Linked DNA regions of Homo sapiens: region 1 is linked to region 2. A link is an interaction called in ENCODE POLR2A ChIA-PET data of the cell type or tissue named here. Cell type or tissue: PC-3. All regions are shown on one strand. Each heading gives the region's core, and the rest is flanking DNA. Links, peaks and the distances in the headings are about the cores only. Region 1 holds the start of LINC02639 (long intergenic non-protein coding RNA 2639). Region 2 has its middle 47 kb from the start of LINC00702.

Evidence for each region. ChIA-PET counts read pairs that join two places held together with the same protein. Peaks named below come from ENCODE experiments on the same cell type or tissue, not always from the same donor. Only the 100,000 strongest peaks of a DNase experiment are listed, where the experiment ranks them.
Region 1: POLR2A ChIA-PET joins it to region 2 with 11 read pairs; 2 of 35 experiments call an interaction of 5 or more read pairs at or near these places.

Annotation. Positions count from the first base shown.
Region 1 is chr10:3,820,223-3,836,954 of GRCh38, reverse strand. It overlaps LINC02639 (long intergenic non-protein coding RNA 2639), which reads right to left and starts at 3,005. Exons shown (of 2, transcript NR_134490.1): 1 at 2,718-3,005; 2 at 2,227-2,474. RefSeq lists enhancers at 6,368-6,956, 6,957-7,545. In PC-3, for the core only: no CTCF peak of the experiment used is centred there; a DNase peak (open chromatin) is centred at 11,544; H3K4me3 peaks cover 1,193 bases; H3K27ac peaks cover 2,324 bases.
Region 2 is chr10:4,188,858-4,205,589 of GRCh38, reverse strand. No RefSeq gene overlaps it. Among named protein-coding and RNA genes, the nearest start is that of LINC00702, 47 kb to the left of the region's middle. In PC-3, for the core only: no CTCF peak of the experiment used is centred there; a DNase peak (open chromatin) is centred at 10,169; H3K27ac peaks cover 1,621 bases.

The DNA of each region.
Region 1 (16,732 bases), core at 4,614-12,613, 370 kb after region 2:
TGCTTCCATTAACTCCATGTGGCTGAAACACGGTTGGTACATTGTCAAAAATGGTAGAGAAATGTTCAATTACATGTGAGATTTGTGCCTATGTGTGTGTCTTGTGAGTGTATTATTTTGCTGGGGGAAGAAAAGAGCACTAAATTACTTAGCTTGACAGTTAAAAATACAAATAATATTAACAAATAACATATGAGTGTGTATGTAAGATGGCTCTCAAATGAAAGCTTTATTTCAGTGTGAATATAAGTATTACAGAAGTGTTGCATTATGAATGCCTTATTTGGTCAGGGTGAGACTGAGTTCTTTTAGAGTGGGATTTTCCCCTGGGTAATTGTAAACCACTAGTCCCAATTGTGAGCACTGGTGGACTTGACAAGATGTGTGGCTCCAATTTTCAATTCAATTTTCAATTTCAATAGTTGGATCAAATCCAGGAAATGTAGAAATGCTATTTTCCACGAAGCTAAGATTGAAGACATTGCTACCCATGCAGTTTTAAAACAAAGTGAAAAATATCAGACAGTTTCACATTTACTCTAGCTCTAGATACGAATGCTTTACAATACAAGAGAGCTAGAGATACAAATGCATATGATCATAAATACCTTTAAAATTAAGTATGAGTTTTCCAGAAAGTATTTAGGTATAGCAGGAATACAAGAAAAAAAACTGAGGCCACACTATAATCTATACAAATTGGGGAGAAAAAAGACAGTGCCATGCTGTTGTTGACTTGTATTGATGAGAGAGTAGCTGGCATGTTGGAATTCTGTGGCACAGATTTAAACATCTATGAGTCCCATAACTTTTAAAGATATATGGGGTCTGCCATATACACTGAACCAACCAGGATGCCCTAAGAGAGCATCAGTAGCAAGTCCAGCCACTGCTGTGTTGTTAGCAACAGCACCCATGCTTCGAGGGGAATACTAAGCTGCAAAGCAGGAACTTCCATGGGGAAGTCCTGCGAAGCAAGCAGAGTGGGGCCTCTGTGTTTTCCTGCTTTTAATAGAGTAGCTTATCTCTGCCCCATTGTCCTCAGCCTGTAATTTGTAAACTTGCTTCTGCTGATTGTCGTTGGCTGTGAAATCGACTCCTGCTGGAAACGGTTGACAGAACTTCTGTCTGCCTTTGACAAGCAGCTAACTCATTAAGCGACTAGTTTCTTTTTAATTCAAAATCATAATTCAACAACGGAACAATCTCAAAAAATGACTTGAAAATTCAGAAAGTAGTTTGATTTTTTAAAAAAACCTGTATATATTTTATGTACTGGAGGAAGGAGCAGGGAATTGTTTATTTAAATTTTGTTTTTCTCAGAAGGAAGTAACAGTAAAGTTGGTGTAGTTTTCAAATCCCTCATAGAGGAAAAATTTAAACAAATGGTTTAATATTACTCAATAGGTCAGTCTATTTACATTGCTATTAACAGTTATCAGCAGACTTAATACAATTTTAAGAGATTTAACAAACAGTTGGAAATTATTAATTTGAACAAGTTTAAAAATCAGTTTTACAGATGTATAACTGATGTTAGAATAACTAACAAAGATTCAATTATATGTGTATAGAATACAATTTTCTTAAGTATATAAAACATTTATAAGAGGAATATATGTAAGACATTTTATGCCCATATCATGGGCAATTTTCAGTTCAATATAACAGATATTTAAGATACCTTTAGCTCAAAGTTTTATTAATTAGAATAAAAAAGTTAAAATGTGTTTAATATTAAATGCCATCATTAATTCAACCAATTTAGTACATATTGCTGAAAACTGTTGAGTAAATATACTAATTGTTTTGCAATTCTGTACAACTTCACTGAGGTCTCTTAAACTTTTGACCTTCTTCATTTTCTTCAAAGACTATAAATCATGATATTTTTTAGTAATCTTTAAATTATTACTTAATCTTTTTAAATTTAATCCAATAGCAAGAATGTTTTCTGAGGCGGCAAATGAAAAAGAACTGGGTGATATGCACATTTACTGAAACAAAGATGAATAAACCCAGTGGCTTCCCTACACAAGATAATAATCTAGTCTGCAGAAATTGGCAACCTAATATAAAATAGAGCTGATGATAATTTCACCATAGGGATTTCAATGTTTTGTGACTATCTATCTATAATTCTAAACATTTTTTGACCACAGTCAAGGGGACAATAAGACCTGGTTTTAGAAATCGTTCTTACACATAATGAAAACTTGTTTGACATCCATTGAGGGAGCATTTATTAACCGCCTCTGGATGAGGTGGAGACTGGCGCTGGGATGTAGGTAGGACGGTGACAAGTGTGGTCCTATCACATGAAGGACAGTCATACAGAGGAAGGGTGAGATCCAGTGCCAGCATCTCAACACCATATGTAACACTTCCTCCTCTGCTCCAAACCAAGAAACAACCGCCCAGCTTCCTTCTCAGGAATCTCATCCATGTGTCTCAGACAGAGGGATCAGGTGTTGCTGAGGAGGAGGGATACACAAAATTCAAACACAGATGCATTTAATCCTTCTCAAAGCCTTTCCTATGAGTACGTATTGTATGACAGCTGGTTGTCCTCAAGAGCTACTCTAGAAACCGTCTTTGGATCTCAGAAACTACTAGGGATCCAGCCGGCCCCATTCTCCCCTGCTACCCTCCTGCAGACGTACATCCTTGGATAAGACACTTAGTTTTCCCTGGACTGAGGGTGATGTAGTACTTACCTCATTTCATTAAACTGATGACTTACTGATACAGCATCAAAAACAGAAGCCACTGCAGTGAACCTTTCTTAGTCCTGGGTGGAGAGCCGTGCATTGTACGTGGGTTAGCTCCTTTTGTCCTCAGAATAATCCATGAAGTAGATAGTAGCATCATCCTCATTTTAGGTTGGCAGCTGGAGTTCACATGGCTTAAATAAATAATGTGCCCCAGACTGCACCACGCGCGAGTGAGCAAGCGGAACCCCACCAGGGCGGCCTCTCTCTTGGTCTTGGAGTGTCACTGTTACTGCCATTCAGAGGGTACAGGACAAGCCCTGGGAGCATCCTTGGGGCACAGCAGCTGCTCAGAAGAATCCTTGTAATCCCGTCCTCTGAATGAGGGATTACTGGAGCAGTTCAGGACGGGCAGGAGGACTTCTGAACAGGTGTTGGTCTGAGCCAGGGAACCTTGGGAGCACTTTAGGAAAACCCTGGAATATCACTTTTTTGTTTGTTTGGTTTTTATTTTTTTTCTTTTTTTTTTGTTTTTCTGAGACATGGTCTTGCTATGTTGCCATGGCTGGAGTTCAGTGGTGCAATCACAGCTCACTGCAACCTCAACCTCCAGGGCTCAAGTGATCCTCCAGCCTCAGCCTCCCAAGTGGCTGGGACTAGGGGTGGATGCCACGATGCCTGGCTAAATTTTAAATTTTTTTGTAGAGACAAGGTCACACTATGTTGCCCAGGCTGGTCTCAAACTCCTAGGCTCAAGTGATCCTTCCACCTCAGCCTCCCAAAGTGCTGGGATTACAGGTGTGAGCCACCACACCCGGTTACTTCAAAATATTTGACAGCACCTGTGCCCACGACATCTTAGGGCACCACCCCCCTGACAGACTCCCTGATACAGGCATGAGATGTCTAAGGGTTTATTTTCCACCTGCCAGCTGTGTGATAGTCTAGCTTTCCAGGAACGCGGCCTCCCGTCGGGATGTTGTGTGTCTTTTCTAAACTGTTCCATTCATGTCAGCTCTGGTTGTCTACAGACCTTTATTTTTCTGCCTCTATAAAGATTCTGTCTTTCCCAGTGGGATTCTCAGAAAATGTCTTCTCTTTTTCAAGACTAGCCAGACACTGCCTTCAGAAAAAAATCTCCTTTCAATTGATTTCAAATAATGCTTTATACTTTGATAAGCATCTTTAAAAGAAAGACATAAACTTGCCTCCAGGCTCTGCAATATTAGCCAGTGTTTAGAGAATAAAGATACTGACAGAAAGAGTTTTGTATTTCAGTGATGGTCTATTACATTTCCTTAAACATCATCCTCGTCCACTTGATGAATGGTAAGATATTTTCATCTCTTTCATTTCATAAGCTATTACCGTTGAATAAAGTTAAAGCACTGAACAAAAAGACAGGATACGTGGCTGTGGTCTTCATCCTGAAGAAAGTGATTAACCATAGGACACCTTGAAATTTAAATCTCTGTCTCTTCACTCATAAAATGGGAGTTATAGTACATGAACTTCTTCACAGAGTAATTGTAGGGAAAACGATTAGTTCACATAAAAGTTATGAAAATGGAGACACTATCACCAAACTGTTATATATGAAACTCCTTTCTTTCTCTTTTCTGTTTCTGTTTTATTTTTGCTGTTTTTGAGATAGGGTTTCACTCTGTTGCCCAGGCTGGAGTGCAGTGGTGTGATCTCAGCTCACTGCAAACTCTGTCTCCTGGGCTCAAACCCTCCTACCTCAGCCTCCTGAGTAGCTGAGACTGCAGGAATACACCATCTTGTCCAGCTAATTTTTTGTAGAGACAGGGATTCACATATTGCTAGGGCTGGTCTTGAACTCCTGGACTCAAGCGATCTGCCTGCCTCAGCCTCTTAAGTGTTAGGATTAGAGGCATGAGCCACCACCCCCGGCCGTTCCTTAATTTTTGAGGAAATTGGCTGTCTGGTCATTTTACTGTAATTACAAATTCATTCTCATACTTCCATTGCCTTATACCTTTGCTGAGCAGACATTTAGTAAGTGCTTACTAAACAAAATGAAGCTGTTTTATTTCTATGGTATGTCGTGACTTTTCAGATGCACCCAAGCAACCTAAAACTGCTCCAACTACAATTTCTCCCAAAGCATACATTTAATTCAGGTTAAATTGGATATAAGAACAAATATGAGACTTAATTTTTAACATCCAGAATTCTTCATGCTGTTACATAAGTTCATGGCAGTATCATTAGGGCACCAACAAGAGGGGTGCAAATTACAGATTCTAAAAGTCATCACAATGATATGATTGCCTGTGTCCCTATTATGTCATTCATCCGGAGAAGTGACTCTTTTGTAGCCTGTGTAATTTCTCCAAGTAGAAACAATACATCGAAGATATCATTTTAATGTAATGCTCAGTGTTGTTTAGAAAATGTTGATGCAGATGTTCTTTCAATAGGAAATGGGAAATTCTCTCTCTTCTGTCCAAGCCTGATGCCAAATGAAGGCATGTTCCCCGCCTTCATTTTCTGTGTTTCCATGTTCCAGCTAAATCACGGCAGTTGAATACAACAGAAGTAAAATTGATTTAACTTCTGAAAGAAAGCTAATCTCAAACAAAATAACCACTTTTGCAATATACAGCTGATCTTTCCAAATATTAAATAAATGGGAAAAAATAAAGCTGTACGTTTCGGAAAGTTGTTTTTTCCCCTTTCATCTCCTATTACAAAAGCCCAGGAGTGGTATTAAAATCAGTTGGCATTCTGTGTATGGAATGCTATAAATAGCTAATCTGCAAATCCCTATTTAGGATGCAAATCAAATCTCTACAGATACTATTTGAAATAGGAATTGCTTATAATTTTTGGTGGCATTTTGCAGAAAACCCTCTCCTTTTCTGGGGAAAGGGTTACTTCTGTGTAGAAGTTCAAACATTTCTCCATCATTTTGAAAACAGATTAAAATCTCATCTCCCTAATGGGAAAAAATGGATGTCCTGATTTGCATGCTCCGCCCTGTCTGTGTTTGTCTCACAAACTGTTATCAGACTCTTTAACATTTCACTGCAGGACTCTTCTGAGCTCAGTGCAAAGTATGGCATTTCAGAAGAATGTGTTGTTTACTTTTTGAGTGTGCTGGGGCCTGTTGTCTGGAACCCTTTCTTAATTGGCTCTGATGCTTGAGTCAATAATAGAAAAGCAAACAGTGGGCATATTAATATTTTTTAAATAGATGATATTAAAATCCTAATCTAGATGACAGGTATTTAGAGGTGCAGACAGCCAGTCTGAAGGCCTTCATACAACTGGTTAAAAAAAAAAGCCTCTTTTATCAAATCAGTTTTAGCATTTTCTGCAGCTCTGTTCCCTGCTGGTATGTAGCATATGACATGATTACTGTGTTCTAGGCATTGTGCTAGAATTCCCAAGTGTTGTTTCTACTTCCTAATATTATCCACATGTTGCTGAGAAGGTACCGTACATGCCAATGGTCAGAAGGTATGGGGAGCCTCAGAGGCGGGACGCAAACCAGGTCCAAATTCAACGTCCTCTTAGGTGAGATCATGACATCGCTTCCTACTCTTCCATGGGAGCTGCTTCCAGGGATAAGAGGTGTTTTATTTTTATTTTTTTGGAGACAGAGTCTTGCTCTGTCACCCAGGTTGGAGTGCAGTGGCATGATCTCGGCTCACTGCAATCTCCACCTCCCAGGTTCAAGCAATTCTCCTGCCTCAGCCTCCCGAGTAGCTGGGACTACAGGCGTGTCCCACCATGCCTGGCTAATTCTTGTGTTTTTAGTAGAGACGGGGTCTTGCCACGTTGGCCAGGCTGGTCAGGAACTCCTGAGCTCAGGTGATCTGCCCGCCTCGGCCTCCCAAAGTGCTGGGGGCCACCAGGTGTGAGTCACCGTGCCCAGCCAAGAGGTCTATTTTTTAAACAGTTCTATATGGTCAATTAATATGGGAAATACTAACTGAAATAATGTTTAGCAGACTTTCGTGAATTCTTAGAGCCCTAAAATATGCCAGGGGCATTTTGAGTGTCTAAGAGAGGGATAAGATAGGGAGGGTCCCCGGTTCATTTTCTCCACCGCTGCCTCCCCCACCACACCCCCTGCAGAGGGCACTCAACTTTGAGAATGGCCTTAGAAGGATATTCTCCCCAGAAGTGCAAGGGCTTCGATACGCAGCCCCCAAGGCACAGGAAAACACGGCCCAGTGGGCCACGTAACTCCAGCACCAAACTCCTGGGCTTGGCTCATAGGACAAGCATGAATTCATGGGCTCTTTCACATCAACACCAACTTGAGCCCCTTTTGTGCCTGGTCCTGCTTTAGGCACTGGGAACACAGAGATAAATCACAAGGCCCTCAGCCTGGGGCGGCTCATTCCCCTGCTGGGCAGTTTTCACATCCAAATTAGGGATGAATGTGGAGTTCTGTGGTGGCACAAAGGAAGGTCGGGCAACCTGCCTGGGAGGATGGAAGCAAAGTCGGTCCCCCCATGCTCAAGTGCCAGGTAGCAAGATAATCTTTGAGCTACAAGCTCAGGAAGAGCCTCTCCTTGGAGACTGAGGCATCCTAAGCATTGTCAGGAAACAGCCTCCTCAGCCCAGCTCTCAGTCCACAGGGACACAGGCACAGAGACCCCAGACAGTGCCCAGGAAGTGCAGAGGGAGTGAGTGCAACAGGACAGGCCTTCCAGAAGCTTCCACATGTCCTGGTCCTATCAAACACCAAGTTCAGGCACTGAAAGACACCCTCATGGGAAGCTCTTGTACTTTCTTGTTTTGTTTTTTGAGAAGAGAATACGGTTTTGTTTGTATGGGTCTTTTCTATTGAAGTTCCCAGACAAATGCAGTAGAATTTAACTACTTTCTAAATATGGTACTTAGGGGCTAGGAATATATAGAGGTGGGTGTCTCCTTCATATCTAAGTCATTCTGACATTCTTTCAAAATACATTCATGTTCCTTAGACCTACAGTGTGAATACGGGAATGCCAACCCCCCTTTAAAAATCTCTCTATATGTTTTTTGTATTTTATATTACTAGAAACTAAACTAAGGTTTGATGTCTGTTTTTGCATATATAATCTTTTCTTCATCATACCACCATTGTGTTTTTTGACAACAGTCTTCAGAGTTTTATTATTTTTGTTAACAGCTTAAAAGACAAATACTGACGTCCTTGAGCTTTTCTTAGTTTCAGTTTCGATTCTGATTGTAGTTTAAAGGGAAAGAAAGAATTACCCATGAAAACTTCACGTGACTAAATGAAAGGTCAAAAGACTCACTAGTAATTTTTCAGAAACGAGGGGGTGGGTGCCGAGAAGTTTCCTTACATACCAAGTTTCTTAAGCGATGTCTGTTATTTTAACATCGAGTTCTGGCATGAACAGCATTCTACAGATCTTTGCCTAGTCATTGTTTTATAAGTTCCTTTAAAACAGGTTTTTGTTAATGTTTATGAATTCATTCATTACATTATACACAAAGTGGTGTAGCTTTATGTCAAAGCAATCCCTCTCTCTCTATTTCCGGATGAGGACAACTTCACTTATCTGCTACGATGGACGTCAGAATCATTCCAAGAACTCAGAGAGCTCGTGCCCCACGGCGGGACGTTTGCATGTTTCCAGGGAAAATGCCTCCTTCTTCTACTTCCTCCCTCACCCCATGCACACACACAGTGACCCACACAGTCACACACACACAGAGACACAGGTACCCACACAGAGTCTCACACAGACACACACCTACACATACAGGCACAAATATACACAGATACACATATGGCCATGCACATGTATACAGACACATGCACACACAGACACACAGACACATATGTGCACACGCAGATGCATAGTCACACAGATACACATATACACACCCTTATACATACACATGGACACACGTCTATACACTTACACACTCACAAAGACACGCACACATAAGCTCATGCACAGCCATACACACAGACACATGCACACATATATACATGAACATACACACAGAGACACACAGCAGTACATATACACACATACACACCCAGCACACACAGACACACATGTACTGTACACACAGACATGAATACACACATGCACACGAGCACATACACACCCCCAGAAGCATACGCGAACACGGGCACAGGTGCAAGTGCAGACATACACAGGGTCACACACACCTAAATATACACATGGAGACACAGAAGCACACAGACACGCTCGGAGACCACAGACACACACATGTACATACAGGAACACACACGCGCGTACATACAGGAACACACACGCGTACATACAGGAACACACGCGCGCGTACATACAGGAACGCACGTGCGCGTACATACAGGAACACACGCACGCGTACATACAGGAACACACACACAGAGGTTTCTTTTGGGGGTTGGAGGTGGGGTGTTGAGTTCCCCCTCCTCAACCCTCCAACCAGTGCTTCTCCCGATTACTCTTTCAGGGATCGCTACCAGATGTTACAGTCCGGTAGCTCTGAAACAAGGTCCCTGTTGCTGGAATTTCCCAACAGAAGATAAGCCTGGTCAGGAATGAAGAGCAAGGAATTCAAGAATCAGATGAAGAGTGTTCATTGAGCCAGCATAACTCCAGATTCTCTCCTCTCTCAGACTCACCTTTCCTAAGGCAGGGAATCCTGTCATAATTATAGAAGCAGCTCTGTCGTAAGCAAATAACAGCAAAGATGAGTCCTAAAGGCAAGTTAGCGTAAGTTAACATATGTCCATACGGCAGCACCTGCGGCCCTGACGCCTGCCTCTATGTGGACAGGCATGCAGACTCGGGCTTGAATTCCTGTGCCACCAATCACTGCCCTGTGTCCCCAGGGAAGTCATTTGCCTTTCTAAGCCTGAGTTTGTTTCTTGATCCACAAAAGGGAGATGAGACTGCCACGTAGCTACATCGCCTGAGTAGGCCAGCTCCTTCCCCTTCACCCCGGAAGAATGCTTCCGGTCCCCTTCCCTCTGCCCCCGAGAATGCTTCCAGTCCCCTTCCCTCTGCCCCCCGAGAATGCTTCCAGTCCCCTTCCCTCTGCCCCCCGAGAATGCTTCCAGTCCCCTTCCCTCTGCCCCCCGAGAATGTTTCCAATTGTGCGGGTGCTTCTCCTTCTCAGGGCTGGCCCACTTTCCAGCCCACTGTCTTCTTGACATCTCTTCTGTGACAAATTTCTCTCTTTTTTACTGCAACCTCGTCCATGGAGGCCACAAAGTGAGTGTGTGTGTGTGTGTGTGTGTGTGTGTGTGTGTGTGTGTGTGTGTTGGGAGGAGTGAAGCGGGGAGGAGCCTCACATCACTTGCAAATTAGCAAGCCTATCATCACGTTTCCTAAGGAACGGATAAGAGTTTTCTCTAACAGAAAGCCTCACTCCCTCAGCAGTCAACTCACACCATGGCCAGCTTCAACATATTTTTAAAATAAAATATCCTCTTATGACATATGATGGCTGACAAACTCCCCTTTCTCCCCTCCCTATTACTCACTCTCTCTTCCTATTTTTTAAGAAGGCGGCAGTGAGTTTGAAGTGTTCTTAAATCAATCGCGCTGGGCCCTGGTGGTACCGGAGGTCTTGTCATGGCACCTAACGGTTTTAGTCTGATTTTTAACAGATTCTTGGACACCAGAGGCCCAGGGAAATGTTATCTGGAGGCAGGTCTGGGGTGAAGGCACGACCCTGGAGCCGATCTGCAGGATGGCTTGAAACCGTGAGCCTGTCTCACGTGGCTGGGACCCCATCCCAGAAAGCACTCACTACCCTCCAAAAGATTCTAGTATCACAAGAAATCCCACTGCCTCAGGTTTGGAAATTTCCAAACCTGAGAAAACTGAGAAATACCCACATAAGTACTTCCTACCACCAAACTGCCGGGATGCCAGCAAAAGGCTCCATATCGTCCCCATCGGGGTCCACAGCCTGCGCGTCAGCCGTGAGATTGGAAGAAGCTGGGGTTGATAAGCAGCCCTGTGGGAACCAGCTATAAACGCACACATGGAGACAGAGGAGCACACAGGAAAATGGAAGAACTTCACGGCCAGTTTATTTGTAACCAGAGCCAAAGCCTTGAGCCAGCCACGCCGGTCACCGGTCAGCTGCAGTCGGCCTCACTGCCCGGCAGGAGCTGTGGCCACCACGTCATGGAGGAGTGGGAGGGCAAGGGATGAAGAGGGGGAAGATGAGAATCAGAGCCAAATCCTCGTGGCTCCCCCAGGCTGTGAGGACGCATCCCTGTGGGTCAGTTCCAGGCCTGAGCATTCCCATGTGTGGGAATCACATGTTTATTAAAACGTCAAGTCACCCAGAACGCGTGTGTTTCTGTGCTTAGCTAGCACATTATAGACCGTGTGTTATGAGCCACGCGTGGACTCCAGACTCATCACCAAGGTGGTCTTAAGCACCAGGGTGGTGTCAGGCAAAGGTTTGGGAGTTTAGCCTTCTCTGAAACTCCTATTAGCACAAAGTCATTTACATAGGCTGATCGGGTTCAGGGGTGGTGACTTGGTATAATTTTCCTATCACTGTGTGATTCTATTCTATGCCTTTACGTTTTTTAACAGCCTCCGTTTCCCCACCTTACGGAGTGGAGTTTCTTGATCCCATTCCAGAAGGCGCTGTGGTTTGCACCTTTTCTACCATATCCACTCTGCATTCTTCAAACACTTTATTTAAGGCAAATTGATTCTCCCACTGCCGCCTCAGGTTAAGTCTGCTGAAGTCAAATTGCTCAGTCCAAATTCCAAGGTTTCTCCTAATCCTTTGCCACACACCCTGCAACTTTATCTCTCCCTGCGGCCAGAGGCTTCCTCATGACCTCACGGCTGGGGCATCTGCTCCTGGGCTTTGCTCAAATCCTTCCAGACGTGGGGCAACTGTGCAAGCAGGGAGTGGCCCTGTTTAGAGGGCCTCAGAATCAAATTTCCTTTCTCTAGTGATTGTCTGTCGGGTAGAGATTGAACACCAGCATGGTAATAGAATCCAGCCATAAAGGCATAAAATAATACAGCCTATTTAAATTATTTTATAGCTGGCCAATATCAATGTTACACACATATGCCAGTCATCAACATTTTTTTAAACTAAAGCTTTTTACCTTAGATAAGCCTCATCCTCCATTTCTACTAGATTCTTGTCATGCAGATAAGAATAAAATACTCAGCTTGTACCTAAACAGAGGTCATAAACAAAAATAACTGACGTTTTAACCAAACTGTCTTCTGAAAGATTGGAAATGTCTTATGAAAATATTATTGGGGGAGAAGAATGAGGTCTGTGGAACTGCATTTCAAACTCCTTCTTAAAATATTTTCAGCTTAGGCGAACAATGACAGTTTCTGCAAGAGTCCAGAATTGTAAAATTTACAAAAAAACTAAATATAAAAACTTGCAAATATCTAAATACAAAAATATCTAAATATAAAAAAATGGATGGCCATTTTGGATATTGTTCTTATATAAAATATTTAAATAATACAAAATTATAACCTGGATCCCAGGACCACAGGATAGATTTGTAGTCAATAAAGACTGCTGTGTGAGACATCGTTAGGCTTACAGTTTAGAAAGTTCCTCCTTCGATATACAAAAGCAACAATAGAATCATCTTTTCTTCTATTCATACACGGCGACAAATAGAATCTATTTTTTAAAATATTTGTTCTATGCACCACTTAGAGAAGGAGAATTAGCAGATCTAATTGATCCAACTTCAAATTCTGTACTTCACCAGCCAAGTGGCCCCAAAGAAGTCACTGAATTTCCCGGACTCAGTGTATTCTCTGCTGTCTCACAGGTAAACTGCCTGCTTAGACATCCGCACTGCTCTTGGAAGTCTTAGTGAAACAAAGAGGTTGAGAGCACCTTGAAAACATCACCCAGGAAACCTAAGGACCCTGTCGCATCCCACATTCATTCCTAAAAATCTTCACATCTCACCTAGAAAAATGAAATCAATGTTGGAAAGATGAACCAAAGCTCTGTGCTTTGAGATTTCAAGTGATGTTAAGACTTTCTTAATATAGGTTGGTATTAAGAAGAACTCAAGTGGGTCACAGACACAAGATTAATCTTCATGCCTGTTAGGAGCCTCCATTGTGATCTAATTTTGCCTCCAATTACATGGCAGTGTTTTATCAACAGAACACCTTTCTCTTCATCTAGACTGTTTCTCTTTGAAGATCAGAGGGCTGTGACTTTAGCTTTATTTACAGGTTTGGCCAACTATCTAATTAGTGAGTCTGATAATGTTTACATCATCACTTTGATAAAGAGGAGAAAAGAATAGCTGAATTTCCCAGAAACCAAGTATGATTAAAATAAAAATGTGTCACATTCCTCCTCTTTAAACAAAGGCCCAAGCAAAAGAAATGGTATTGATACCAAGAGGAGCAACGCCATGCCTGGCTGCAGGAAAAAAAAGCCATATATGATGCTGTGATTCCTACAACATGGTATGATTCTTTATTGAAATGTCAGTATTTATCTGTTAAAGTCTAAGTAATGGCATGACGAAGGGTCTTGTAATTTTTAATTCACACCAAACTTTCTGTTTATTTTAATTGGCCAAATGTAGATCAATAAACAGAACTGCTAGTCAAATGGGAGATGAAGAAGTAATTCCAATCATGTCATACCAGGAGTGTGGATATACACAGAAGGGGTTCAGATCCCTTCACATCAAAAGTGGTGATAACTTGATGTGTTCAGAGAAAGATGGCTTTTTTTTGGGGGGGTGGGGTGGGGAGGAAAAGAGGCCCATATATGTTCATGTAATTTTAGCAGTTTACATCTCCACCTTCTCTGACTGCAAATCCCAGAAAGAGAGAGTCAGAGAGGCCGGTCTCTGAAGCTGACAATTAAATGATGTCCAGGTATTCTTCAGGAAGAGATATCACCCTTGGATACTCTCCATGCAATTCATGAAAGATAACGCCAATTTGTATAAAATACAAAAGATACTGAAGGCATCACAAAATCACAGAGCTGGTCATCTTCCTAAATATATGGGGTTATATCATGCTTTGAAATGGAAGGCCCTGCAGTAGGTAATCTGCATGTCAGCACGCATTCTCCTGTCCTGTTACTAAATCTACCTCTGACTGCGTGTCTCCTGACTTGGGGTGTGCATGGACACTGCCTTGTGACCCGTCAAGAAGGAAGCTACTTACAAAACCATTACATTCACATCCATCTAGCACAGGATTTGAATGTCACGTTGAGGTCTACCTAAAGAATAGCCATGAGAAAAAATATCTTCATCTTATTGATTTAATATATACTATAAATTTTTAATAAATTTCCCCACAGTGGCATTTAAGAGAATACATTTCAAAGGGAATTATTATACCATTTCATGGGAAAGGGATTCTCGTGTTGACCCCAGATCTATGGAGAACATGAACTCAAGTCAGCTTCCCGCTGGGCTCTGTCCACAGTTAACCAGAATCATCAATTCCTTAGCTTGGAATTCGCTTTGTTACGGTTGTCTGGTTATCTGGTCTTTATCTTAAAAAGATCTTTTCCGCCATAAGATAAGTTTGCAGGCATGGAGTCTGGATTTGTGGTTATTGTAAGTGGGAATGCTAAGGGCCAACATCTATGAATAATATAAATTGAAATGGCCAATACTGGAAATCTGTCTTTCCAGAGATAAAGGTTATTAGAATTTATGTGCCTAGCACACAAGGAGAAAAAGTAACTTTTTCATTTTGCTGAGAAACTAGAAGGTTTCAAAGTAAGTGAAGTTTGTACTCAGTCATGGATTAAGTCAGCGAGCACAAACATAATCTACCGGGCACTCGTCTACACAGAGAGGAGACAGAGGTGGCCACAAGACCCCTGAAGGCACTGACCGATGACTTCCCATGATATCCCCCCACCTCTGACTGCATCAGAATGGATCTTACAAATGTGCATTTTCTTTTTCTTTTCTTCTTCTTCTTCTTTTTTTTTTTTTTTTTTTTTTTTTTGGACAGAGTCTCCCTCTGTCACCCAGACGAGTGCAGTGCAGTGGTGCCATCTGGCTCACTGCAACCTCCCGTGTGCAGTGGTGCCATCTGGCTCACTGCAACCTCCTCCTCTCGGGTTCAAGTGATTCTCGGGCCTCAGCCTGCCAAGTAGCTGGGATTACAGGCGTCTGCCACCACGCCGGGCTAATTTTGTATTTTTAGTAGACACAGGGTTTCACCATGTTGGTCAGGCTGGTCTCGAACTCCTGACCTCAGGCGATCCACAGCCTCCCGAAGCGAGTGTGATGAATTTTAAGAAATGCATACCCCTACCCCTGAATGGCCATCCCCAAATCCGCAACCAACACTTCTGCTAACACAGAGCCTCTGCGTGCAGACTCCCTTCCCGCTCTGCCTCCAGCATGCCCTGATGGGGTTTCTATCTCGAAAGATGAGTTTGGCCTGCTCTAGCTGTTCACGCAGTGCAATCGGACCCCACCTGTCTTTGGTGTCTGGCTTTTTCTGCTCAGCGTGAGACCGAGATTCAAGAGTCACTGGTATGCATTGGATCATTTTCCCACCAGATATTGCTGTTTTATCAAGTAGATACTGAACATTTTAATTACATTGAAATTCCATTCATGACTTAAGAAAACAAAACTATTTAACATAGTAGACACTGGGGGAACTTCCGGTTTAACTTACTAAACGGGTAATCATCTAGCAATCATTTTGCAAATGATGAAATATTACAAATATGGCATTCAACATCAGAAATAACCATCTAAATCTTAACCATATAATATTTGCTGAAACACTGAAGTTTCAGATCACATACAACTCTGCCCCCTTCTTATTCAGCTCAAAGAAAAGCTAAGATTAAAACATATAAAACATACCCTTTTAGTTTTTTAGAAATACATGTGGAATGAAATGACCTCTAACTCACAGGAAGGAAATAATGATGGCGGCCTTCTGCACGGCCTGACGGAGGGTGGAAGGAGGTTTGTGGGCTCACAGCAGGAAAGGTGCTGCTTTTATTTCCATTTGCGTGGAGAGACTGGAGCCTCACTCAAGAAAATAACCTGATTACAGTGGCAGAGCATCATGGTCAAATAAACGTCAGCAATAAAATACATTCTAATCTGGAAGCCCAGTGTACGCATATGTGTGTTTATGTACACATACACATAGGCATGCGTGTACACACATGCACACACCTGGATGGAATAAAGCCAGGGCTCCTCTCAATGAATTTACTAGTAACTATTCCACGAGGGGACCTTCCTCATCAGCACTAGCTGGGATCCTGGATGGGGCATGTCACAGAAATCGTGGTCTTTGCCCATGGAGGCAGAGGACAGCAGGATCCCAGACCCCGTGGGATCTGAGGAAGGGCCCTGCCTCCCTCTGGATGACTTCTCAGGCTCAGGCGCTGATCTCTTCTGGGGATAGCATTGCTTTCTGCCCTTACATTCAGCATCTTCCAATATAAACTTCTCAGCGAGTTTGTTTGCTTGTTTTAACACGATTTGAGCAGGTTTTGTTTTGTTTTGTTTTGCGACCAAATATCCCAGACCAAGCCACATGCTCAGCTGGTAAAATGGAATTTTTCAGCTGAAAAGCTATGTCGAGGTATAACTAGAACTCTGTCTGACGTTCTCCTTCTGCAAGGGAAGACCGTGTGGAAGCACTGTTGTTCTCATCACGGTCACACTCTCTCCCCGACAGAAAGGTGCTGACGCTGTGGGGTTGGAGCTCCAGTTGAAGGTGTGGCCTCTGATGCCCGGCCGTCACCATCTGGAAGGCTTTTCTGAGTAATCCAGGAAGAACGCGGCTTTGCAGAGATTTTGTGGAAATTAACAAAGATCAGTGGCCCCCGCTCTAAAGATTAAAGGAGCATTCAAGTGTGCTTACATCATAAACTCACTTACTTGACTCCTGTCACCTCTGAAAGCTCAAAACCATTTTTGTCCAACTCTCTACTTCCCCCATAGTGGGTTGGACCACTGGTCACCATGGTGTTGTCCTTACAGATTTTGCTCTGGCTGAGCCACGTTTTGA
Region 2 (16,732 bases), core at 2,940-10,939:
CCTTTCTCCTGAAAGACAGTCTCAGTGAGTGAAGTTCTAGCATTATAGATTTGTTCCTTTGTAAGTCTGACAGGATTTATGGTTTGCAAACATTTTTTATGAGAATGAAAATTACTTTGGGAAAAGTCATTCATTTACCACCCTTACTAGTCCTTCCATAGGAACTGATTTCCTATACGAGCTTGAGACATATTTGGAATTGGGCAAATTCCTGCAGAGGGTAAGAGGACCAGGAACAATGAAAAAGTGTGGCTGTCCATGCAGGTAAAAGGGCCCCACAGGCTCATGTGAATTACTTTATTTAACAGCATCCTCTGCTGTTGCTGAGGAGAGAGGAGTGGCCCTGGCTTCTCAGTCATATTTTCCAGCCCTGACTTGTTTACCTGTCTCCAAGAATTGACCCAAAGTAACACCTTTAAAATGGAATTTATTCTCTCCTCTATTTTAAATAACACCTGGATGAATGAGAGTCTTTACAACAGATACGACTAGAAGGAGAGACGCTAGGAAACACAGAGGGAAACATGGGTCATTTGCATCTGCAGCTGTGTGTGTGGCAGCTCAACACTGGAAGCTAAGTTTTCCTATTCAGGAAGATGAAGCTCTCGGTGTCTGTGCCCCATCCCATGCCCCTGGCTACCTATTCACATCCGGGGCCAATTAGTGCTGTTGAATTTATTCCAAAATCCTCAGGCAAAATAGAACTCTTTTTGATTACCTTGGAGTTGACTTCTCCCTAGTTCCTCTCCACAATGATTTCTTGCTTTTCACCGAAACTCTTTGAGAAGTTCTATTTTTTTGTCATTGGTCAGAGCAGCATTTTATTTTGCATTTCAATTCAATTTTTAGTGATGGATTTTGGATTTTTATGTTCACCTGCCAACTACTTTAACCCAGAAAATAGCAGCATTGAGCAGTTCCTGACGTAGCGGAGGTCTACCAGTTGTCATACAGTATCAGCTGCCATTACCCCTTCTGTTGTGTGGTCCTGAGACTGGTGTGCACCTTCACAGCTCAAGGGTCAGTGGTTGCTGCAGGCAATTCTGCTGTTGGATAAATGCTTAGCCCTTTGAGCTTTACATATTTTTAACAGAAGATCAAAGAAGCTGAAAGAGTGATGGAAATTAAACTGGTCTTATCTATCTATATTTTAATGACTGACTTGGCATCCTAGTGTGGTAGCAAGAACTTTGGACTGAAAAAAATATCACTTCACAGCTGTTCGGCTGTGTGACCTGAAGCTTTTTTTTTTTTTTTTGAGACGGAGTTTTGCTGTTATTGCCCGGGCTGGAGTGCAATGGCACAATCTTGACTCGCCACAAACTCCACTTCCCGGGTTTAAGCACTTCTGCCTCAGCCTCCCGAGCAGCTGTGATTACAGGTGTGCACCACCATGCCCAGCTAATTTTGTATTTTTAACAGAGTCAGGGTTTCTCCATGTTGGTGAGGCTGGTCTCGAACTCCTGACCTCAGGCGATCCACCCACCTCGGCCTCCCAAAGTGCTGGGATTACAGGCGTGAGCCACCGTGCCTGACCAACCTGAAGCAATTTAAGTGGACTTTCAAATTTTCAATTTTCCCATTGGGAAAGTGTAAGTTTTGGGAAAAGTCAGTAGTTTTTACATTCTTTTGTTCTGATGACGCTTTTTTGTAAAATCCACATGTGGAAGCCATTAGATCATTTTGTGGGGCACAGTTTGAAGACCACAGGACTTCATGATTTCTGAGATCTACCCATTCTTCCAATCCCAGCTTCCAGCATCCTCTGGGTACATCAGAACCTCCCAGTAAAAGGATGGTGTTGGCAGCTGTCCTGGAAATGCTCAGCCTCGCTGGGAATGGGTCCCCTCTTACTTGCTGGGTGACCGTGAGCATGTTGATCCCACCTCAGAGCCCCCGCTTCCTCCTCCTCTATAAATAGGACCATGGATAGTAGCTTGGAGAATTCAATAAAATATAGTGTGCTGAACACTCAGCACGTGCACTAGGAAGAACCAAAAATGAGCAGAACCCTCACTGATATTTAATGTCCCCTAATTTGTCAAGGGACATTATATTGCATAAGATTTGCTTTAAAGAAAGTAAATTCCTTTCAGGCAAGTTGTTTGAGTCACCAATAGGTTTAAATCAAAGGAAGTTTTTGTCCTCACGATTTTGCATTTTTTAGTGCCTTTCCACAACAAATGTATAAAAGGAGCATTATTTTTAAGTGTAACTATTTTGGAAACTTCTTACTTAAAAGCAATTTTCTACTACAAGTCAAAGGATTAAAGCAAAAAAAAAAGGTGAATCTGCAGCAGCATATATTGTATATGTTTTCTAGAAATACTTTTTTAAAGAAGGCAGAGAACCCTAAGCTAAAAGCAGAATTTAAATTTCTAGCATTCATTCAGCAGCTGTCTCTATAAGGAGACAGGGTTGAATTGTGTCCAAGTCAAGCATCAGATTTCCAGGGAAAGCAGAGGAGAAATTAGAAAGTGTGCAGGAAGCAGCAGAAATGGCTGTTAAAAGGTGATAGCCTTCTAAAATTGACAAGACTTCTTGGGTCAGATAACAGATCCAAGGGCTAGAGGTCTGAATTCAGGCATGGTCGGGGGAGGAGGAGGGGGAAGTGTACAGAAAAAGTGGGTCAGTGCCAAGGGCATCTCAGCCTGTTTGGAGGAATTCAAAATCATTTAGGTAAAGGGTTAGAGGTCAGAAAAAATGATCAGCACAGCAGTGAGGGGTCATTGGGACGTCCTTGGATGGAAGTCCTTCAACCCAGCAGTGTTGCAAGGCCTCAGGTTCCCGGTACCTGTCAGTTTTTGCAGCTCGAGGAGGACAGCCTGGGATCTCAAGCTTATGTTTCATAAAGTTGCCATCCTAAGCTTTGGCATGACAAAGTCTCTCTCCTTGACAACGTTCCTTAGGGCCTTCTCAGCCCTTTTCTCAATGAGGATTCCACGTTGGCTCCCATCCTCGCTGGGCCTGCATACCTCCTTTTCAGCAAGAATCCTGCTGAGGCAGTTTCACAAGAACTTCCCACCCTTAATGCCTGATCATCACAGGCATCCTATCAAATTTCATACCCCTTTCTTTGATGCCTTATCACCTTGGCCTGCCTTCAGCAAGGATTTGTTGTTATTTTGGTTGTCATTTGTTTGTTTGTTTGTTTTATTGAAACAAGGCAGATTCTAGGCTTTATGATTAAACTCTAAACTAATCCACAGGCTGAGGGCCAGATATTCTCTCACCACAAAGCATGAGCACATATAAGTTCAGTCCCATGCCACAAACATCTGTGGCCCTTTCAAGCCAGATGTGAAATCACATCCTGACCAAAAATACAATTTTTTTAATGTGACGTTTTCGAGTGCTTTTAAGATTTTATCTGTACCTACCATGACATTCATCATTTAATCAGTCTCACTCTGCCAACTCAAGGCGACTGTATATCATGCTTTTTAAAACCATCGAACATGCTACAATGCCCAAAACACATCCAGATTGTTATTGCATTGGGTCATTGCATAATCTTTCTGGCTTCGCGCCGCTGCCTCCTAAACTTCCCCAGCCACCAGCACAATCTCTCCAGGAGCACTATACTGTCCCTGAAAGCTCCTCACCCCATCCCTGGAGGGCAGTTCCTGCTCCCCAAATAGCTCGAGCCTCCTTGCTTGTCCCCTTTAATCCCCCAGTGCTTGGGGTACCCATATATTGACAACGGGTGTTAAGAAACAATGTCATCTAAAACCCCTTCCAGATGCAATTACATTTTAACTCAATGGGAAATGGCTTGTCATACACTTCACGAGGAATATGAATGTTGGCATTTTAGGAAACTGCAGCCAGTGAATATGAAAGAGATGCTGCCCAAAGGGCTGGTCATCCAGGGTGCCACCTGCCAACCTTGTGGTACGAGTGTCCTGGGCTGGAGGAAACCTGCCTCTCCAGGGACATGGGAAAAGAACTCATCATGGGAAAAAGAACCATCTTCTGCCTCAAAGACAGCATGGTTATGTAGGAAGATTGAGAAGAGTAAATAGCTCCAAAAGAAAAAACAAAGTAAAACAGAACACCAAGTAGGAGAATATCAACTGTAAGTATACGCCAAAGTGAATTAAAATCCACCATGGAGAAGAACACGCATGCTGAGAGGGGCTCTCTCCTTGGCTCTGCCGTCCTGAAGGCAGTGTGGGGAGAGAAGGAGCTGGCTTTTGATAGCAATACGGACACTCTGGGAGCTGTGCTGAATGTTTCATACTTTCCTTAATGTAATTTCCACAGCATCACCACAATCATTACTGTCTCTGCTGTACATGGGGAAAAGCTTGAGTTAACAGAAGTTAAACAATTCACCAGTGATCACACTTACATGAAAAAGCCAGGTATTCTATCTGTCTGATAACTTGAGCCTGGCCATTACATTCAGTTCTGCTGTCTTTAAAATAAAAACCCTGGATTAAGTCATCTCTGGTGGTGTTTTTTTTTGTTGTTGTTGTTGTTGTTTTTTGAGACGGAGTCTCATTCTGTCGCCCAGGCTGGAGTGCAGTGGCGCTATCTTGGCTCACTACAAGCTCCGCCTCCAGGGTTCACACCACTCTCCTGCCTCAGCTTCCAAGTAGCTGGGACTACAGGTGCCCGCCACCAAGGCTGGCTAATTTTTTTTTTTTGTATTTTCAGTAGAGAAGGGGTTTCACCGTGTTAGCCAGGATGGTCTCGATCTCCTGACCTCGTGATCCGCCCGCCTCGGCCTCCCAGAGTGCTGGGATTACAGGCGTGAGCCACCACGCCCGGCCTGCTTTGTCTACTTTTATTTTGAAATCTTGGGGATCATATATGGTAGATGTGTTAAAACTACAAAGAAATTGTCATATGGCCAGGTCTGACTATTTTTTTGTTGTACTTAACTTACTCATTTATATATTAAAGAAAAATGGGTCTAAAATTAATTCAATTTCAATAAGATTATTCTACATAGCAAATATAACTGGTGTTTTATTTATTACATTACGTATTATCTATTTTTATTATTATACTTAACAATATATTATTCATAAATAACATGATAAATATTAAATAGGATAAATAATATTAAATATATTTACAGATAAAAATACATTATTCTGTATTATTATTTATAATGATATATTACTTATATCACTGGCATTTTATCTTAATTAAATCAACTACCATGTTTCATTAAATATTTAAGACAAACATGTACATAATATAAGGATTTTTTTTAGTGATTAGTTATATTTGGGAAATAGAAAATAAGGTTTGGAGAGATCGTACTAAAGAAAGTACACAAAATGCATGAATGTCACAGACTGATACTAGAGAACCAGAAATTTAACTCGAAATTTTGAATGAAGTCTAGTAAAAAATACAATTAATTAAGTGATTCAGAGATTCCATGAGGGAAAAGAAAATTACTCATTTAGGAGGGAGGGACACATCTATTTTAGTTCACTGGCACATTTTCCCCATGGGTCTCCCTAAAAAGGACAGTGTGTGACATGGTAAACACTGTTCATGAGTGTTCCAACCAGAAACACAGTGGCCATTTCCATCGTGCCCCTCAAGGCATGGGGCGCAATGCCACAGTGCGATTCCACAGGAGAAGTGTCCTGGAGCGACAGGCTGGAGAGAAGGCATGGGGCACAATGCCACAGTGCGATTCCACAGGAGAAGTGTCCTGGAGGGCACAATGCCACTGTGCGATTCCATAGGAGAAGTGTCCTGGAGGGCACAATGCCACAGTGCGATTCCACAGGAGAAGTGTCCTGGAGGGCACAATGCCACAGTGCGATTCCATAGGAGAAGTGTCCTGGAGGGCACAATGCCACAGTGTGATTCCACAGGAGAAGTGTCCTGGAGGGCACAATGCCACAGTGTGATTCCATAGGAGAAGTGTCCTGGAGCGACAGGCTGGAGAGAAGACCCAGGCGGCTGGCAAGCTAAAGGGCACCATCCAGAAATGCAGCTCTCTTCCAGCCTAACTTAGAGAAGCCTGCATTTCAGGATGGATGACATACTCCTCAGGCAATAGTCCAATTATGTTTTTCAATGAATCCTTCTTGTAATTAGCCTTTTAATAAATAATGAGCATGAGTTAGTAGCAGGTTAGACTCCCCAAAAATATCTGGAATACAGCAGCTATTCCATGCTCTTGGCTTAAGGTAGAAGCGTGTGGTTTAACAAGATTTACAACCTCTTATGAAACCTGAGGTACCTGACAAGAATGTGTAGTTGTATACATAATTAAATGCCCAGCTCACATAAAAAGGACAAAGGGAAGTAGAGCCCAAATGTTCCTGAAGAAGTAACATGTTCGGTCTTCTTGCTTACTGACTCATGCACCTGCAAGAATGCAACATTTTATTCCAGAGTCAAGCATAGCAGTGTTAATTTTCTTAAGTGGGTATGACCCAGAATCATCCTCAGCCTTATAAAGATAAACAAAAAGCAACTTTAAAGACCATAGGAATGTACGGTAAACATTTAATCTTGAACCAGGGAGTCCAAGGGAGTCCGAGGTTGCAGTGAGCCGAGAGCACGCCAACACACTCCAGCCTGGTGACAGAGCAGATTCCGCCTAAAAAAAAAATAATAAATAAATAAATAAATAAAAGTAACAGAGTGCATGAAGCTCCTATGTAAAGCTACTAATTCAAATCATTCAGTTAAATGTTGAGAAACATACGCCAGACTTGATAAAGATTGTAGAATAATTCATCTGTAACTACATTGTGATAATTATTGAGATTTCAGAGTCAATAGCCTATTTACCTCTCTCCGAGTCTATGTCAGTACAAGGATCTGGCCTAAGTAAACAAGTGTCTTAAACTTTCTTCTTTCTGGTAGATGCAAGGGAGAGACCCAGGGAAAAATTCTCTTCACTTCAAAGGATTATCAAGTTGTCAGTACACATGTTAATACTAGAAACATTAAGAAAAGGAAGAGAGATCAAGTTCTTGTCTTCAACCCTTTGGAAAAATTATTATCAGATCTATGAGTGACCATTCCTTGGACTTTGATTATTGATTGCCATGTTGTTAAATAGCAGGTCCTTAAATAAATGGTAGAGAATTCTTCCTAGGGTAATATGATCTGTAATGTTCCCGTGTAAATTCCTGGAAAACATGACTCAGTTGGCCACCTGTCCACATGCACAGCTTCATCACCACGCTTCCTCACATTCTGTGCTTTGATAAGAACAAATTATTTTTCATTCCTGGGCCTCCACACGTGCTTCATGCATCCGTGACTCTGCAGGAGCTGTTTCCTCTTGTCTGGAATGCCATCCTTCACCTTGTTCATCCTGAAAACCCACCATGTACGCTTCAAGTCACATCCAGACACCTCCTCTTCCAGAAATGTCCTTTCTGCCCTCCCTCAACCCTATGAAGAAGTATTAATTCTGTCTTCTAAGCAAAAAAAATTTAAAAGGACTCCTTAATATTTCTAGCAGCAAAATCAATAGGTTTCTAGTAGCAAGGAAGTCTCCCATTCAGTACGAGCGCCTCTCATTGTAATTACACCATGCTGCATTGTTTCAGGCATAGCCACATCTAAATCAAATCATATTTTCTTTATGCACTATAAACCAATCTTAAATTAGAGTCAACACCTTATCACTTTACATCAGGATAATATAAAAGTTCTCAAGGTTTAAGTGTGTGCACTTTATATTCAAGGAACTAATGCAAATCCAGGAAGGAAGAAAATGCTGATCTTGTCTTTTGGTAATCTGTTATACTTCTTTATGCCACAATTTTTTTGCACATTTTTTTTTTGTCAGGCAGCCTGGTAACACTCTACAATTGATAGTGTAATTTAGTCTCTTCATGATTCAATTGTATTCATCCCAAAGGCTCATTTCCTTGAGTGTCTTCCAGCTGGAATTCAGAATTTTAAATGAAAGTTTAGCAAGGAAATTCAAGGGGTACCGAAGAAATAAGTCATTTCTTTTATTACAGGAGGGCTTCTAGGCAGATTAATGAAATGCAGTAACATGGATATTAGTTGTTAATAAGGGTATGGCACTTGGTCTATTGCATGTCATCTATCACCCATTGGATCTGATTGATGGGACACACCGTGTCTAATATGATGTGCATTAAGCACTTTCCCTAAAGGATTAAAACACTGACACCTTGTGAATGAGAAGCAGTTTAATATTTCAACAAGGATGTTTCCACTGTGATTCATTACAGGTAAAGCATAATTTTCATCCTAGTGAAATCAAAACTATGTACCATTCTGTATTCAATCTTCTATCCCACATATACTGCCTTCACAGTACTTCTTAGACAAGCACATCCTGTTCTTTTATTAGAACAAATAATTATCTGGGCCCAGATACACCCAGTGGGAAACAAATATTTTGAAGACTTGCCTGAGAGCTTTGCTCCACGGTAGAAATGATTCCACCAGGGTAATATTTTCTTTGGAAACTGCTGTAAACCGACCTATCAGGAAAGAAGAGGTCTGGAAAATTGTGTGATGATCAGTATGCACTTAGCTCAACAAAAAGAGAGTAGGCTGAAAATAGAAAGTAGGTCTTGTCTGGCTTAAGTAAATTCTGAGATGACAGGTCTATTACAACAATGCAGCCCAACAAATAGTCCTAATATAGAAGCTCTAACAGCAAGGGAAACATCTGAGAAGCACAGGAGGATACTTCTGTTTTTTGTTAACTGTTTTCAAAGTGCTAGGGGAGGAAGGTAATCCTTTTCTGATTCATATGAGTTCAGGAGAGAATGAGACAAAGTTGGGAAAGTATGAGAGGAAAACTATGATCATGCTTAAAAATAGAAAATAGGCAACAAAGTGCTAGGCACCCAGGCTGACTTAAATACCGTAAAATGTTAAGGCTGTAAGTGAAATTAAAAATACTTTTTTACCATCATTTTTTTCCAATTTTACTGTCAAAGAAATTATAGCCAGAAAAGTGAAGTTGCTTATTTAATGCCACACAGCTAGCTAGAACCTAAAATGGAATGATAACATCCACGGTCTTGCAGTAGTACCATGCTTTTTACACAGCAGCAAGAATCCATCTGTAAATATTAATACATGTGAAAATAATCAGAATAGAGATGAGAAACAGCAAAATACATACTTAACCACCACCTTTTAAGAGTAAGAAGTGTAATAACGGGTCCAAAGAAAAAGGTGGCAATCGAGACCAATGTAAGTCATTATGCACAGCTGCTTTGGGAAATTTCCAGAAGGAAAAAGTTTTCAGGAAACAACCATATGGCTTTGTTTTGTATTCATTTACTCCATCCACATTGACAGAATTTGTTCTGCTTAAAACATGGGGGATACAGGGCAATGTCACTGTGATGTCCCTGTCATCACGGAAGGTTTGGGCCACTTCAAGATTGGCATAAGGTCTAGGCAGACCTCAGAGACTAAATACTCCATCCCTCCTCCATCAAGCATGTGAAAATGCACCCAAATACTACATTAGGGGAAAACTCTTATGCAGGTTAACTTGTGAAATTTTCTGGCAAGCATTATTTCATTCAACTAATAACTTGGCTGTAATTTCCAAGAAATCCAAGGAGTGCACTCTGAAATTTTTTCTTTTTTCTTTTTCTTTTCTTTTCTTTCTTTTTTTTTTTTTTTTTTTTTTTGCTGAGATCGAGTCTCACTCTGTTGCCCAGGCTGGAGTGCAGTGGCACGATCTCAGCTCACTGCAACCTCTGCCTCCCGGGTTCCAGCGATTCTCCTGCCTTAGCCTCCCGAGTAGCTGGGATTACAGGAGCACACCACCATGCCTGGCTAATTTTTTTGTTTTTGGTAAAGACGGGGTTTCAATGTGTTGGCCAGTCCTGGCTCCTTGAGCTCCTGGCCTCAAGCGATCTGCCGGCCTCGGTTTCCCAAAGTGCTGGGATTACAGACGCTTGCCGCCATGCCCAGCTAATTTTTCTTTTCTTGTTTTTTTTTTTGTTTTTTTTTTTTTTTTGTATTTTTAGTAGAGATGGGGTTTCGCCATATTGGCCAGGCTGTTCTCGAACTCCTTACCTCAGGTGATCCGCCCACCTCCACCTTCCAAAGTGCTGGGATTACAGGCGTGAACCGCCGCGCCCAGCCTCACTCTGCTTTCAACTCCACAATTAAGCCACCGCGATTGGATGCTGGGACAGGAGGATGCAATGAAATCACTGCACAAGCAGCAGCTCCCTGAGTGACTCAGGATGACATCAGCACAGGACCCATGGAAACCATCAGCTTCTAAACTGGACATCTGCACCCTGGCCAAATATAAGTGCTCAGGCCCCTCAGGTGGTGTTTGCATTCGCTTTGCACCTCTGTGCAGCCTGCTCGGGTCAGCGCTGGGCTCCAGCAATGCCAGCGTGGAAGCCCGGCTTGGTGCTGTTGGTACAAATGTGGCCTTTATGAGTAACTAAGAATATTCTTCAAAATGTGTTTGATTTTCCATAAAAAAATGTCCTTCGAGAACAGTTGTACCAGCGGCCACCCCCATATCCTTCACTCTGTGTCTTCACTCTCAGCCCAGGACACCGAGTTGGCGTCTGCATAGTGCAGATGTCAGCCTGGGTTGCTGGGTTCCTTTATTCATTCAACATGGGAAACATAAGGAGCAGCAGTGGGTGTTTCTCATTGGCTGGCTGTCCCATGTGATCAACGGGATCCACTCCAAGCACAGGTGGGGCTGTGGTCCTCCCCACCTGTGCTGTTGGAGAGACGCTCAGACCCATAGCTGGCCAAGGGCCTCTCGGCATGGCAATGCTGTCATGTTGGTTGTGACTAGTGTTACTATTCCCTTTATGTTTCTGTGGTGAGAGATTAACATAGGAAATATTAGAAGGGATTATTAAATTAGTTGGCTCTCACAATGGAACACAAAATGCAGCCCTGTGGGAACTGGGCACAAACGGAATTGGTGAATGAGGATGATGTGTAAGATGGGGCCACTGAGACCACAGGGCATGGTGACAGAGGCTCGGGAAGCTGGCCACCATAGCACGGGAGAGATCGGTGAAGATGGGGCAAGTTTTGCCTCATGTTGTTTCCTTTTGGGAACGTTTGTGTTTCTATTACCCATGATCTCTCATCCTTTGGTGCTAGTCTCTTTCAAATGTGCTTGGCATTCAGTATCTTTGCTTTTTATAGCGGTCATCAGGAAGGCTCCTGTGAAGAACTGTCTGAGTAATCCTGAGTAATAAGGAAAAAGCCAGATACACTAAAATATGAGGAAATATCAGCCAATGCAAAGAAAAAACCTCCTAAGACCTAGAGGTGCGAGTGAACTTGATAGCCTCTCAAAATATTAAGAAGTTAATGAATAAAAGCACATGAAAAAATGAAGTCAGAGAAGAAGGTGGGAGCCGATCCCATAGGGCATCTTGGGCTATAGGAAGGAATTTGGACCAAGTGTGGTAGCTCACGACTGTAATCCTAGCACTTTGGGAGGCCAAGGAGGGAGGACGGCTTGAGGCCAAGAGTTCAAGACCAGCCTGGGCAACATATGGGAGGAGAAAAGGGAAGCTTGCTTGAGGCCAAGAGTTCAAGACCAGCCTGGGCAACATGGCCAACCTCATTTCTATCAAAGAAAAAATTAAACGAAGAATTATCCAAGTGTGGTGATGCACACCTGTAGTCCCAGCTACTTGGGATGTGGATGTGGGAGGATCACTTGAGCCCAAGAGTTAGAGTCTGCAGTGAGCTATGATGGCACCACTGCACTCCAGCCTGGGTGAGAGAGTGAGACACTGTCACTCTCAGATTTTCTGACATAAGAGATGAGAATATGGGGAATGAGAAAGAGAAAACTTATGATCCACCCTTAGGTTTGGGGCTGAGCAACTGGATGGATGATTGCAATTTTTACTTACATATGAAAAAGAATGTTGGGGGAGCAGACTCATGAGGGGTGCAGCGAAGTGGCGGTGGGGCAGAATCACAAATTCTGTTCAAGACCTTTTTATAAACAAAAGGGCCAGCAAATAACTAAGGGAGGTGTTGAGTAGGCAGAAACCATAATGCTTGTTTGGAAATTCAGATTGGTTCCAATGCAACTGGTATAATAAGAAATAATTTGAGCATAACAGAAATTCTCAAATGTCATGTTTGCTTATGTCTATTAGGAATATTAGATCAATGCGGAAAGCTACCCAGATGTACCAGGCCATGAAGGAACACACAAACGCACCCACGCATTCAACTTAAATTTCTCCCTCATGTCCTGAGCTCACCTTTCTACATCTGGGGTTAGGACATACCTTCCTGTATCAAATACGCCCTGCCACCACTTCATAACCCTCAGGACACCCACTTCCAAACAGAAACACGAGGGCTTTTTCAAAATAAACTGTCAGACTTATTGTAGTTATGTCTTCTCAGCCACTTAGCCCATGCAAAACTGTGCTGAAGTCCTCAATCATTTTCTAACTTTTTCACTTGTCACTGATGAATTTTTGAGCATTGGGTCTCGCCCCATTTTCCCTGTAAGTCCTGCGATTTTGACTGCCTGATTTTACTCAAAGTGATGATCTTATTTCAGAACTCACTGTAAAAGTTCCTGGTGCTGTAGTGAAAAGGCAGGGTGAGAGATGGGAATTTGGGAGTCTTGGATACCAGGGTTAGAGGACGTCATCTGTGGAGCACCTTCACGTATGATCACAGAGTGTGATTTCTCAGGAGCTGGCTTCCTCCTCTAGGAGCACTGGGTCCTGGTCCCCATCTCCACATCTCACCTTCTAGCACAGGGCCTGGCTGCTGGAGCTGCTTGGTGATTTCCTCAGCGAACTATTCCTGGAACAATATATGTCATTCTTCAAAATCCTAATCGCTGTGAATAAAATGGTGTTCGTTGCAACTTTGACTGAGTCTGAACCGAGTTGTACGCAGGCATTAAGTCCATTTTATTCTTAAAATATGTGTGCAAATGTTGGCTCCAGTTTTCGTTTGTTTGTTTTGGGTGTGCATGTTTTGTTTCATTTTGGAGGCTCTGTAAAGTTCTCCAGATTGTGTCCTGCTGACCCCCCCGAATAATGCAGCAGGTGTGGCCCACCCCATGGCCCTCTCAAGGGCCTTCATGACAGCTCATGCCTGAGCTGTGGCCCATGGCGTCCACGGACCCACAGGAAACTTACATATCTTTTTTACTCCAGTTGTCCCATTCCGGGCCCCATGGGCATCATACCCACATTCCCCCCAAGTCCCCAGAGCATTAGCCCCTATATCAGTGGGGGTTCAGCTGGTGTGGAGGGCACTGTGGCTTGGGCAGGAAAAGTGAGGCAGAAAAGATAGTGGCTTCTTTAGAATAATGTTCTCTTTCTCCCTCTGTAGCCATCTTTATAGATGGGAGGATAGGGGATTTGCTCAATTGGTTTTGTTAAAATCACTCCTTTTAGAAACATGTGAAATAAAATGGCTGGCACAGCAGTGAGAAAGTTTGAAATCCTAGAAGATGAAGCTTTAGGGCTTTTGTCATAGCTGTGGGCAGAACAAGCGCCCTACCCATTCATGTCAGAGCTGGTGAAGTGGGGCAGGGAGGGACGTGGGTAGGGCCTTTCCTTACCGCCCTTAAAAACCCCTCCATGTCCCTGCTAATCAGCTGCTTTGTCCCAGAAAGATTCTTTTCTTTGCGCTTTCCTTAAACATGCTACTTTCTCTGAGTTATGAAATGGGTAAATGCCAGTAAATAAATGCTACCTCTTTGTGTCTCATAATCCACTTCCTAAAACTGCCCACCATTGCTACCTCCAAGACCCTTCCCTGAACTGGCCCAGCAAACATTTTATGACTGGCTCTCAAGCAGACCCACTTGTGTCCAAAATCCTTAGCAAATGGGCCAAGCTGGCTGCCTTCCTGCTTTGGGTACGTAAAATTCAATGTGTGTAAATAATCACACTCCCAACCATTCACTTGGGGAAAGTTATTGTATTTCCCATGCTGTTGAAAACCCAGCGTGTCAAAGTCATGCTTCATAGCATCACCCCGGGCAGATATATCATCGTCTCACTCCAGTAAAACCTCTTTATGGGTGATAGATTTTATTTGTGGGTTTATGACAAATATCTGAAACATCAGGTATTCATGTTGTAATCACCTTTTACGGGCTTTAGTTTTCTCCCATGGTCAAAAAGAACACGCACACCGTTGCCTACGATTTAGAAAGGCTGAGACTTGGGTACTCATTCCCCTGCCTTGGGCAGGTTGCTCAATTTCCCCATGTTGCATCTTTATAAAACCTACCTTGCACAAAGGTGATGATAATTAATTGGGCATTAATTCTAGTGTTCTTTGAAGATTTAAAAGTGCTCTTTGTGGCTATCACTTCAACAGCTTTATGACTTTGGGTCTTTTTTCCTGGGTTTTACTGATTTTTTTTTTAATTAATACATTAACATTAACTCCTAAATGAGAATGTTCTTCTGGCATTTTTTCAGTTTTGAAGAGTAACTTTTCAGGTTTGGCAAAAGAAACTGACATAAAAACATGCCAGGATTTGCATTAGTGAGATTTACTATATTTCTTTGTTCTTAATGCTAGAGGGTGAGAAACCTGCCATGCACACAGACAGGCTTGAAATATATTCTGCAGATAGTTCGTTCTAAGAAATGCTGAGTGAATGGTACATGTGATTGGGACACCATTATACGCTGGCACAACCTGGGTTGTGGGGGAATTGGTTCGTTTCCATAGGGAGGAAGTGAGGACTGTCCTGGCAGCTACTGAAGGAGGAAACGGTCACTGAGGAGAGAGATGTTCATGCTGTGGACTGTCTTTCTGTACAGGGATGAGGTCAGGCATCTGAAGCCAAAAACCCAGAGACCCATGGGTCCTCCTTTGGACGTGTAGGCCAACGTGTAGGGCCCACCAGACACGGTCATAAATGCCTCTGGGTTTCTTGAAAGCAGACACTCTGGAAACAGGAACTGCATTTCTCTACCACACACTCAGCATTGGGATAAACGAGTCCCGCAGATAAGGCAGAGAGGTTTCTAGAAATTGTCAAAATGGCCCTGGAATCTAGTTCTATGTATGCACCTGCTGTGTAATCTTGAGCACATTTTATGAGTTGTCTCATCAGCTGCATCCTTATCAATTGAACAACAACAACAACAAAAACATGATCTCTTCTGAGAACGGAATGCATTGAAATTTCAAATTATGTATTATTAAGTAGGGGTAGGTATAAAGTTAATTTTTTTTAGTTGAACCATCTTATGGTGAAAAATGAATGCTTGTGCACTGTTGATGGGAGTCTAAATTCATCTAACCATTGTGGAAAACAGTATGGCGATGCTTCGAAGACCTACCATTTGAACCAGTATTCCCATTGCTAGGTATATACCCAAAGGCAAATAAATCATTCTACCATAAAGACACATGCACACATATGTTCACTGTAGCATTATTCACAGTATCAAAGACATAGAATCAACCTAAATGCCCATCAGTGATAGACTGGATAAAGAAAATGTGGTACATATACACCATGGAATATTATGCAGCCATAAATAAAAGAATGAGATCATGTCCTCTGCTGGAACATAGATGGAGCTGGAGGCTATTATTCTTAACAACCTAATGCAGAAACAGAAAATCAAATACTTCATGTCCTTGCTTATAAATGGGAGCTAAATGATGAGAACACATGGGGACAAAGAAGGGAACAACAGAAACTTGGGCCTATCAGAAGGTGGAAGGTGAGAGAAGGGATAGGATCAGAGAAAATAACTAATGGGTACTCAGCCTAAATACCTGGATGATAAAATAATCTGTACAACAAATCCCCATGACACAAGTTTATCTATATAACAAATCGGCACATGTACCCCTGAACTTAAAATAAAAGTTAAAAATAAAAAGTTGAACCATCTAACGTAAGAAGGTATATTTAAAAGGCATACACACTGCACGAAGGTAAGCTAAACATTAAATTAGATTTAGATGTGGCACAAAATACATTACCTTGGGAAAATAACTACACACTTGGATGCAACGCAGTGGCCTTTTCCCTCAGCACGTTCACCGTATCAGCTTACAAGCTTCCTGACTCCATTCCAGAAACAGCAAGCGTCCACCCAGCCAATGATGCTCTCCATTCTGAACCATACTGAATTAGATAATGTATATTACAACTATGACAAGCAAAAGAAGCAATGATGGCAAGGAACTGTTCCTACATTTCACACACATTCAAAAAATTCCAAGTAAATCTCCGTTGGTTGAACTCCAAATAGGAAAACTCCAACAGTAAAACTCAAATGAATTCTCAGTGTTTAATCTGGCAACTGTGCAGCCATTGTAAAAAACTGTCAGCATTGCTAAAATTAAAAGTGCTACATATTCAGACATGAGGTAATCAATGGATCTAGGGATGAGCTCAGGCTAGGTATAGAGTGTCCACAAAAAATAAAAATTCGCCTCCGCTATTTAATTTTCATCACATTTTGGCCATGGATGAGGAGAGGAATCACATTTTTTAAAGCCTAAAACATTTTAATTATATTTTGCCTTTACCTTTTTCCATACTGTTTTTATAGCAATCAAGCAGTTTGATTTACTTTGTAAAGTAAGGTTTATCTTTGTACATGAAGTTTACTAAGTGGAATGTACACACTGACATACCAATTAATTTCTTAAGACCTATCATTGTCTTTGAATATGTAAAATAAAGAGATTTAAATGATGTTTATTACTCACAGAGAGCCCTACAATGTGTTTTAAGGAACGAAAATAAGAGTATGACTAGGAACAG